Linked DNA regions of Homo sapiens: region 2 is linked to region 1. Evidence: chromatin loops called from intact Hi-C (ENCODE). Cell type or tissue: dorsolateral prefrontal cortex. All regions are shown on one strand.

Region 1 (5,000 bases):
TGATGTTACTGAATGTAGAGTTGGGTACAGATACACACGATTAGCTCTCCCAAGCTGGTGCAGGCCACTTGGTTGAGCAGCTTGAAAATTCAAGAAGGGACCAAGCAGGAGGTGGGCAAAGGAGAATTTAGTGTCTGTATTCGTTTGTTCTCACATTGGTATAATGAACTGAGACTGGGTAATTCATTTAAAAAAAGAAGTTTAATTGGCTCACGGTTCTGCAGGCTGTACAGGAAGCATGACTGGGGAGGCCTCAGGAAACTTACAATCATGGCAGAAGGCGAAGGGGAGGCAGGCACGTTCTACATGGCTGGAGCGGGGTAGGAGGAGGTGCCACACACTTTTAAACAAGCAGATCTCGTAAGAATCCATTCACTATCACAAGAACAGCAAGGGGGATGTTTGCCCCCAAGATCCAATCACCTCCCACCAGGCCCCTTTTCCAACACTGGGGATTACAACCCCACCTGAGATTTGGGAGGGGAAACAAATCCAAACTATATCAGTGTTTTGTTTGTTTGTTTGTTTTCAGATGGAGTCTTGCTCTGTCGCCCAGGCTGGAGTGCAGATGTGCAATCTTGGCTCACTGCAACCTCCGCCTCCTGGGTTCAAGCGATTCTCCCATCTCAGCCTCCCGAGTAGCTGGGATTATGGGTTCATGTCACCACACCTGGCTAATTTTTTGTATTTTTAGTAGAGACAAGGTTGCACCATGTTGGCTAGGCTGGTCTCAAACTCCTGACCTCTAGTGATCCATCCACCTTGGCCTCCCAAAGTGTTGGGATTACAGGATGAGTCATTGTGCCCAGCCCACATCAGTGTCTTTAAAGAGAATTTTCCCACCAATGGGCTTGTCGGAGCCTCCAGCAATCTGAAGAGCTGATTTCGATTCTTTTTTTTTTTTTTTTTTTGAGATGGAGTCTCGCTCTGTCGCCCAGGCTGGAGTGCAGTGGCATGATCTCGGCTCACTGCAAACTCTGCCTCCCAGGTTCAAGTGATTCTTCTGCCTCAGCCTCCCGAGTATCTGGGATTACAGATGCGTGCCACCACACCTGGCTAATTTTTGTATTTTTACTACAGACGGGGTTTCACCATATTGGACAGGCTGGCCTGGAACTCCTGACCTCGTGATCCGCCCGCCTCAGCCTCCCAAAGTTCTGTGATTATAGGCATGAACCACTGTGCCTGGCTCTGATTCTTGTCTTACAGATACAGAAGCTGAAGTGAGCTTTATGCAAACTGAGCTTTATGCATTTGTACAACAGTCACTGAGCATATACCCTGAGTGGGGCCCTGGATGGAAAGAACCAGCACTAAGGATGCAAAGTTAACCTGGATCAGGTTCTAGCCTGCCTAACGGAGCTTGCGGGCTGACAACAGGTACACAAGCATGCACGCGTGGCTCTATGGAGCCTCCATTCAGGTGGCAAGTATGCCAGTCAAGAGTGTGGGTTCTCGTCCCGGACTTCCTGCCTTCAAATTCAGGCTGTACCACTCACTGGCTATTGAAACCACCTTTGCAAAAATTGTAACTGAGGAAATTATGACAATAGCCCTTTCCTGAAAAGATCCACTTCTTGCCCGGGGACCAGTCTGCCTTTGTAAGACTAACAAATTAGCTACAAGATTAGAAATCAAGGTTTAGGGGCTGTGCAGCCTCTGACAGCAAGGGTCTGAACCTCCCCAAGTTGTTCCTGGGGACAGTGTCACTATTGCAAAACCTAAGATCAGTGCTTGAGATATTTTGCAGATCTTGCACTACAGCAGCTGAGGGATCAGCTGACACCACCCGGATCGGTAACCTAGCTTAACCAGTTCTGCGATCCTACCCGGGAACAAGGTGAACGCCTTCGGGCTGGGTGGTACACTATTTGACCTTGGGCTAGTTACTTAACCATTCAGTGCCTCAGTTTCCTCATCTGTAAAGAGAAGAGATAATAATATACCTACCTCATAACATTCTTAGGAGGATTATCTGAATTAATGAATTAATGCGTGAGCAAAGGGCTGCGAGCAGGCCTAATACATAATGAAAGCTCAATAAATGTTAGCTGTTTTTATTATGTAACTTCGGAAATGCAGCTATGTGCGCTCAGAAAGAGAGAGAGAAGGGAGAATGATGTACACAATGTGGGCGATTCTGCCTGGACATGATCCCAGCTGTGAGAGAGATGTGGGGGTGTGGATCCACAGCTCGGAATCCCACACACCCCTGAGAGAGAACAGAACCTAAAATTACAGTTCGCAAATGCATGCAATCACCACCATATACTGCTGTTCTTTATGGTCCGTGCATTTATTGCTGCAAAGGACTATATTTAGAAAACTGCCCATATTATACTTTATGAGTGACTTAAAGGATTTTTAGGAGTTCTTTAAAAGTTTTTGTTTATTTTTATAATTTTCTCCTTGCGTTAGAACCTAACACTCACATTAAATGCTCTCCCACAGTAAATATATTTCGAAATGACAAGTGCTAGAATAAATGGGTGAGGATTTTCCAAAGGCTGTTTTGCTGATAGTTGGGGATAGGGAAGGCAAAGCTAGACCCCCAACCTCTGGACTCTGAGTCCAGTGTTCTTTCTTCTGTAATCAGGACCCTGGGGGGACAACCCTGACATACTTCCAAGGACCCTGGACTTCAGCTCCTGGCTCCCTGCTCAGAAGGGAGGGGTGGATCGTCTAGGGCCCAAGGCAGAACCTGAACTGAGTTCCCATTCTAAGAGGGTGTTTGGAGTGAGGTGAAAGGGAGACAGGGATTCTAACCCCAGCTTCACAGCTGGCTCTCTCCGTGTGAGCTCCCTAAGCCTCAGCACCCTAAGCGTGTACAGAGGTAAATATTCTGCGCACAGCAGCTGCCCAAGGCCATATTCCCTTCCCTCCGCCCCGCTGTGCACATTGGCTGCAATGTAGCTTTAGGCCAGTAGGTGGTGGTGCCGCCCAAGAAGCAGGAAAAAAGCAGGGAAAGAAAGGGATGTGCCTGGATGGTGGATCCACTGAGGTCCTGCTGATCCCAGGCCAGGAAGCGGGGACATTGAGAGCCGAGATAGGAGTCCAGGCCACTTGAGTGCTTGCCTATGCCCCACATATGAAGGCACGCCAAGAGGCTCACATACGTGCATAACCAAGGACCAACCTTGCGCCTGAAGGAGGCCTTTCACATATGAGCTCCTCGAATCCGCACACTTGCCCTATGGAGAGTGGCAGTATGGTCCCATTTTACAAGTGAGAAAACTGGACCAAGAGAGGCAAAGTGACCTGCACTAGGTCACACAGCAAGTCCATGGCAGAGATGGATTTGATCCACTCCTGTAATAATATTAACAGCCAACTCCCATGTAATTCCTGCATGTGCTGATACTGTCCTAAGCATGTCTGTACCTATGCACTTATTCAGTCCTCATGACAGCCCTACGAGGTAGGTATGAGTAGTATTTTTACTCTCACGTTACAGAGGAGGAAATGGAGGCACTGAGAGGTCAAGCAACTTGCCCAAGGTCACACAGTCAGATCTGCGATTTTTTTTTTTTTTTTTTTTTTTTTGAGACGGAGTTTCGCTCTTGTTGCTCAGGCTGGAGTGCAATGGCGTGGTCTCGGCTCACTGCAACCTCCACCTCCTGGGTTCAAGCGATTCTCCTGCCTCAGCCTCCCGAGTAGCTGGGATTACAGGCAGGCGCCACCACGCCCGGCTAATTTTGTACTTTTAGTAGAGACGGGATTTCTCCATGTTGGTCAGGCTAGTCTCGAACTCCCTGCCTCAGGTGATCCGCCCACCTCAGCCTCTCAAAGTGCTGGGATTACAGGTGTGAGTCACAGCACTCTGCCTGATTTTTTTGTTTTGTTTTGTTTTTTGTTTTTGTTTTTTAATAGGCATCCTAATAGGTGTGAAGCGGTATCTCGTGCTTGCAATTCTGATTTGCATCTCCCTAATGATTACTGACGCTGAGCATCTTTTCCTCTGTTTATTGGCCACTTGTACATCTTTGGAGAAATGTCTATTCAAATCCTTTGCTCATTTTTTCATTTGGTTGTTTTTGGTTGTCGTTTTTCCTCTCTTTGCAATTAAATGACCTGCACACTGAGGCAAATTACTCATTCGGGCCCTGCGTTCCTTCTCTCGTGCTGCATCCAGGCCTGGACCCTGCCCTACATGCTGGGGATGTGGTGGAGATCAAAACCCAAAGATTCCTGCCCCATGGGGTGTCCTCTCCAGTGCGGCAACCAGACACTAGCGTGATGTCAGATGACACAGCAGGTTTTGGGGGTTTTTTTGTTTGGTTTTCCTTTTTTGTTTTTGTTTTTGTTTTGTTTTGTTTTTGAGACAGAGTTTTGCTCTTGTTGCCCAGGCTGGAGTGCAATGGCGCGATCTCGGCTCACTGCAACCTCCGCCTCCCGGGTTCAAGCAATTCTCCTGCTTCAGCCTCCCGAGTAGCTGGGATTACAGGGGTGAGCCACCACACCCAGCTAATTATTATTATTATTATTATTATTATTATTATTATTTTGTATTTTTTAGTAGAGACGGGGTTTTACCACTTTGGCCATGCTGGTCTCGAACTCCTGACCTCAAGTGATCCACCCACCTCGGCCTCCCGAAGTGCTGGGATTACAGGCATAAGGCACTGCACCCAGCCTGGTTTTATATCAAGGGGCATCGACAGGCAGCCTCAGGCCCCCTCCAGCCCTTGTGCCTGGCATGTGAGCCCCTCACAGCAGGTTTGAAAAGTCTAGAATTTCCAGCATTTTAAAAAAGTTTGGAGAGTTAACATCAAAATCTAGATACATAGCTTCTCTTGAAAAGTTGAAAGCTGAAACCACTCAGGCTTGTTTTCCACCTCAAAGCCATCACCCGGATCAAGGCACCAGCTTAAAAGGGCTGCTTCACCCAAGATATTAATAACATCTCTCCTGTGGGCAACCACTCCAAAGTCTGATCTTGCAGAGTACAGAGGCATGACCTCCCTGTCTCAGGCTGTGACATGTCCTAAGGGCTGGCCCAG
Region 2 (5,000 bases), 180 kb after region 1:
CCAAGGGCCTGGCCCACCCCTTCCCATCCCTGGCCTTCTCTCTTGGAACGGGGCTTCCTCCCCAGATAGTTGTTCCTTCTAGCTCCTGAGCTCTTCTCTTCCTCCTTGTCTTGGCCCCAGCTACATCTCCTCATGCCTTTATCTCTCCCCTCAGTGGCTCTAGGGGGAAGGGGCACTTCCGTCCCTCCTCTCCTTCTCTGCCTTCCTAGCCTGAGTCCTGAAACCTCCCTTCAGGCTCAGCACCCCTACCGCCTCTCCCTCTCACTTCCAGCCACTTCCAGGTGGGATTGGAGGAATCGGTGCCAGGCAGGAGTGGCTAGGGGAGCCTCGGGTCCTTCCAAGGCCCTCTCAGCCTCTGACTTGCTGTGCAACCCTTGCTCTACTCAGAGTCAAGCATGGGATGAGGCGCTCTACGTTCCAGCTGAGTAGCCTTAGGCAAGTCACTTGACCTCACTATGCCTCCCATTTCCTCAGCTGAAGAATGGGGGTCAAGGCAACACCCACTTCAAAGTGTTTTGGAAGAATAAAATAAGGCCTGTCAAGCACTTAGCAGAGTGCTTAAAGCTTGGAGAATTTATCTTAACACAGGGTGCAGTGCAATGCTATGGAAGGACTTTGTAAGTTGCAAGGCCCTAAACCACCCTTGGCTGTGTGTTTGTGCCATGTTTCTGATCCAAAGAACCCAGAACTGTGAGGGAGAACCTCCCAGTGGCCTCTAATCCATGACAGATGTTATCTGCCATCACTGTTACTAACGTTATGTGACCATTAACATTCTCAGGTTTCAGAAAGGCCACAGTCAAAGGCCCATCTCCTGTGAGACTGGGGTTAAGGTCCCAGAGAACACTTTAGAATGTCATCCCTCCAGCTGAGCCCACTGTTCCCCGGGGTCCTCTCAATAATCCAAAACAGGGAAGAGTCATTACTGTTCCACTTTACAGATCTGGGAGCTGGAACCCAGAGCTTCAAGCTGCCTGACCCCAAAGCCCAAGCTCTATCCCTGTTCTTGGTTGGCCAACTGGAGTCCCTGTCCAGCCGTCCATACCTATGCCTACCTGGACACCCTGTGGGGACTCCTGTGAGGTCCCTCACACCTCTGCTAAGCAAGCTCCCTCCCCAGTCTTTGCCGGGTACTGCCTATCCTTCCAGGACCCTTCTGATCCCAGCCAGGCCAGGGATGGCCAATGCCGGGTCAATCACTTTCCCTCCTGATTCCAGAACAGAAGAGGCTGGTGCCACTGTAAGCCTAAGAGGCCCCAGGCCTAGATTTGTTCATAAATATTACCAACAGCTACCAAGCAGGAGGGGCTCTTATTCCCATCTTAAACTGTGGCTCAGAGAAATCAGGTGAACATAGCTAGGGAGAGTGTGAGCTAGAGTTGAGATTCAGGTCTCTCTGACTCCAAAATGCATGATGTCAGCCTTAGAACAGCTCAGCGACATCAGGTGACTTATTTCTCAGTTCTAGTCCTCAGTTTTCTCATCTCTAAAATGGAGACATTAACGTTGCATGGGATTTGTTCAGTTGTAAGGATTAAATTGGATGAGTTTTTAAAATTCCCAGAGCCTCACTGGGCACATGGGTGTGGCATCCCTGAAGGATTGGGGGCCTTGAAGTCAGGCAGACATGGGGGCCGAGTGCCAGTTTTATCACTTTTGCTCATGGAGACAATGATTTCTCCTCTCTGAGCCTCATAGACCCATCTGGAAAACAGGAATGATCGGCCCCTCTCACAGAGATAGTGCTAATGCCAAAGTTTTGCTTTTAAAAGCTAAAAACATGGCTGTCAGGCCAGGTGTGGTGGCTCACACCTGTAATCCAGCGCTTTGGAAGGCTGGGGCCAGGAGCAGTCTGTGTTTTAGCAAAAGCCCTCCAGGAATCAAGAACCCACAAGTTAGAAGCGTGACCCAGAGTCGTCACCTGGTGGTATTTTGTGGAAACTACAGCATGGCAGACACTGTCACCAATCCTTTGACTCCAAGGAGAACAGGACGCTTTCTGCTCAAAGTGTCCCAGACCACGGTCATGGGCCATAGAGTTGGCTTTAGAGTGGGCTCATCACCTTTTCTCACCTGCAAGGGCACACAACACAGGAAGCCTTCCCCAGTAAATAACTCTTCAAGTTTTCTCCCTGCTGCACTTGGGATAAACCCCCAATTCCTTACAGAGTCTGGCTTCTCCAGATCTCTCTGTCCTCACTTTCTCTTCCCTCTTACTCCCCACCGGCCTCACTGGCCTCCTTGCTGTTTCTCGAATTCACCAAGCACATTCCCACCTCAGGGTTTTGGTGTTTGCTGTTGCCTCTTCGCCCTGAGACTTTCGTGGCACGTTCCTTCACTTCATTCCCAGCCCTGTTCAAATGCCATCTCCTCTGGGAAGCCATCCAGGACGACACTTACCAAGGATCCCTTGCCCTACCCTCTTTCCATCTGTGACTCTGCCTTATTTTTATTTATCACTGACATTATCTCATATATTTGTTTGATTTTTGTCTGTCCCCATCACGAGACCATAAGCTCCAATAAGGCAGAGATGTTTGTTCTGCTCGCTGTTGAATTCTCAGCACAGACAGTAGGTGTTCAATATATATTTACTGAGTTAATGAATATACTCATTATATTCATTATGAATATAAAGTATGGCAGGTATTATCAATCACCCTTTTTCCCATCAATGGGGAAACTGAAGCTCAATAAATTGATGTGACTCATTCAAGTCCACATAATGAGGGAGTGCTGGGATCTGGATTTGAAGCAGGATTTCTGGAAGCTGAAATGTGGGAGCTGTGTCCACAGTGGCACCTTGAGTTTCCTAAGCCTGGGGAGACTTTTTAATCAGACATCACCCAAGATCAGTAAGTCAGCAGTTGTGGGTTCTGCAGGAGAGGGAGCAAAGATCCAGTGCAGAGATCCTCAAGGGGGCAATGTCACCAAGAGTGTTGGAGAGTTCCCAGTGACCAGGGGGTGCCCCGGCCATGCAGGAGGGGAGCAAGGGTGCAGACATCCTGCAGTGCATCTCAAGTCATGATTTTCAAATCTCCCTTTGGTAATTAGTGTAGGTAAAAACCTTGTTTTTAATTATCTGAGCCAAGGACCGAATTCTATTTTACATATAAACACAATGTGTGGGGGTTTTCATTTTGTTTTTTATGTTTAATAGACTACTTTTTTAGAGAAGTTTTAGACTTAGAGCAAAACTGTGCAGAGACTGGGCACACTGGCTCACGCCTGTAATCCCAGTGCTTTGGGAGGCCGAGATGGGGAGATTGCTTGAGGCCAAGAGTTTGAGACCAGCCTGAGCAAGATAGCAAGAACCTGTCTCCACAATTTTTTTTTTTAATTTCCCTAGCATGGTGGCACATGTGTGTGGTCCTAGCTACTTGGGAGGCTGAGGCTAAAGGATTGCTTGAACCTAGGAGTTTGAGGCTGCAGTGGACTCTAATCGTGCCACTGTACTTTAGCCTGGGGGACAGAGCAAGACCCTCTCTCAGAAAAGAAAAAGAAAAATGACACAGAAATCATAGACAGTTCCCTTGTACTCCTTCTCCAAACATGCAGTTTCTCCTGTTATTAACATTTTGCATTAGTGCAAATGCATGGTGCATCTGTTACAATTGATAAACCAATTTTGACACACAATTATTAACTGAAATCCACAGTTACCTTACAGTTCACTCTTTGTGTTGCACAGTTCTACCATGCTGGGGATTTTTTGTTTTTTTTTGTTTTTTTGTTTGCTTGTTTTTTGTTTTTGAGACAGAGTCTCGCTCTGTCACCCAGGCTGGAGTGCAGTGGCACGATCTCGGCTCACTGCACCCTCCACCTCCCGGGTTCAAGAAATTCTCCTGCCTCAGCCTCCCGAGTAGCTGGGACTACAGGCACATGCCGCCACGCGCAGCTAATTTTCTGTGTTTTTTAGTAGAGACGGGGTTTCTGGATTTGAAGCAGGATTTCTGTAGCGCCAGGCTGGTTGCAAACTCCTGAGCTCAGGCAATCCGCCCGCCTCGGCCTCCCAAAGTGCTGGGATTACAGGCGTGAGCCACCGCGCCCGGCCCATGCTGGGTTTTGACAAGTACATACATCCTTTATCTACCATTACAGCATCATACAGAAGAGGTCCCCTGCCCTAAAAATGCCCTGTGCTCCACCTGTGCATCCCTCTCTCCCCTCCCCTGAGCCCTGGCAACCACTGATCTTTTCATTGTCTCTATAGTTTTGCCTTTTCCAGTACAATGTGTGTTTGCTTGGTTTTAATAACAGCGACTCTGCCAGGAAAGCAACCTTCACATAAATTGGTGTCTTAGTCAGTTCAGGCCACTGTAACAAATTACACAGACTGGTGGCTTATAAGCAACAGAAATTTATTTCTTACAGATCCGAAGCCTGGCAAGTCCAACATCCAGGAGCTGGCAGATTCCATGTCTGGTGAAGACCGCTTCCTGGTTCATAGATGGCTTCTCACCGTGTCCTCACATGGTAGAAGGGGCAGCAGAGCTCTCTGGGGCCTCTTTTATAAGGGCACTAATCCCACTCATGAGGGCTCTGCACTCATAACCTAATCACCTCCAAAAGGCCCCATCTCCTAATACCATCACGCTGGGGATTAGGCTTTGACGTAAGATTTTGGGGGAGACAAACATTTAGTCTGTAGCGATTGGGAACAGAATGGATTGTGTTTGGTTCAGAACTTTACCTAGACTGCTCACATTTCAGACTATCACAGCCATGCAGTCACAGTGCATGTGCCGCCAGTGCGGCGTTACCAATTCAGCCTGCAGATTCTCAATGATTCCACCCAGAGCAGAGCCCACCCAACTACTTTGTGATGGTTTCTACACATTGTCCTGGAACATTTACATATTAATTTATTCTAAATTATTTTCACTTTATTTTCTTTTAAATTACAACTAGGACATTATTTATGTTTAAAACTATGCATGGCCGGGCGCGGTGGCTCACTCCTGTAATCCCAGCACTTTGGGAGGCCAAGGCGGAAGGAT

What was found. Peaks named below come from ENCODE experiments on the same cell type or tissue, not always from the same donor. Only the 100,000 strongest peaks of a DNase experiment are listed, where the experiment ranks them.
Region 2: it touches region 1 in a loop (5-fold over the local background); 86 of 110 quality-filtered maps call a loop at or near these places.

The regions. Positions count from the first base shown.
Region 1 is chr20:737,128-742,127 of GRCh38, reverse strand. No RefSeq gene overlaps it. Among named protein-coding and RNA genes, the nearest start is that of SLC52A3, 29 kb to the left of the region's middle. In dorsolateral prefrontal cortex, CTCF peaks have their summits at 2,713 and 2,914 (motif pointing right); DNase peaks (open chromatin) are centred at 2,165 and 2,937; H3K27ac peaks cover 1,688 bases.
Region 2 is chr20:558,811-563,810 of GRCh38, reverse strand. No RefSeq gene overlaps it. Among named protein-coding and RNA genes, the nearest start is that of CSNK2A1, 18 kb to the right of the region's middle. In dorsolateral prefrontal cortex, CTCF peaks have their summits at 1,720 and 1,925; a DNase peak (open chromatin) is centred at 1,930.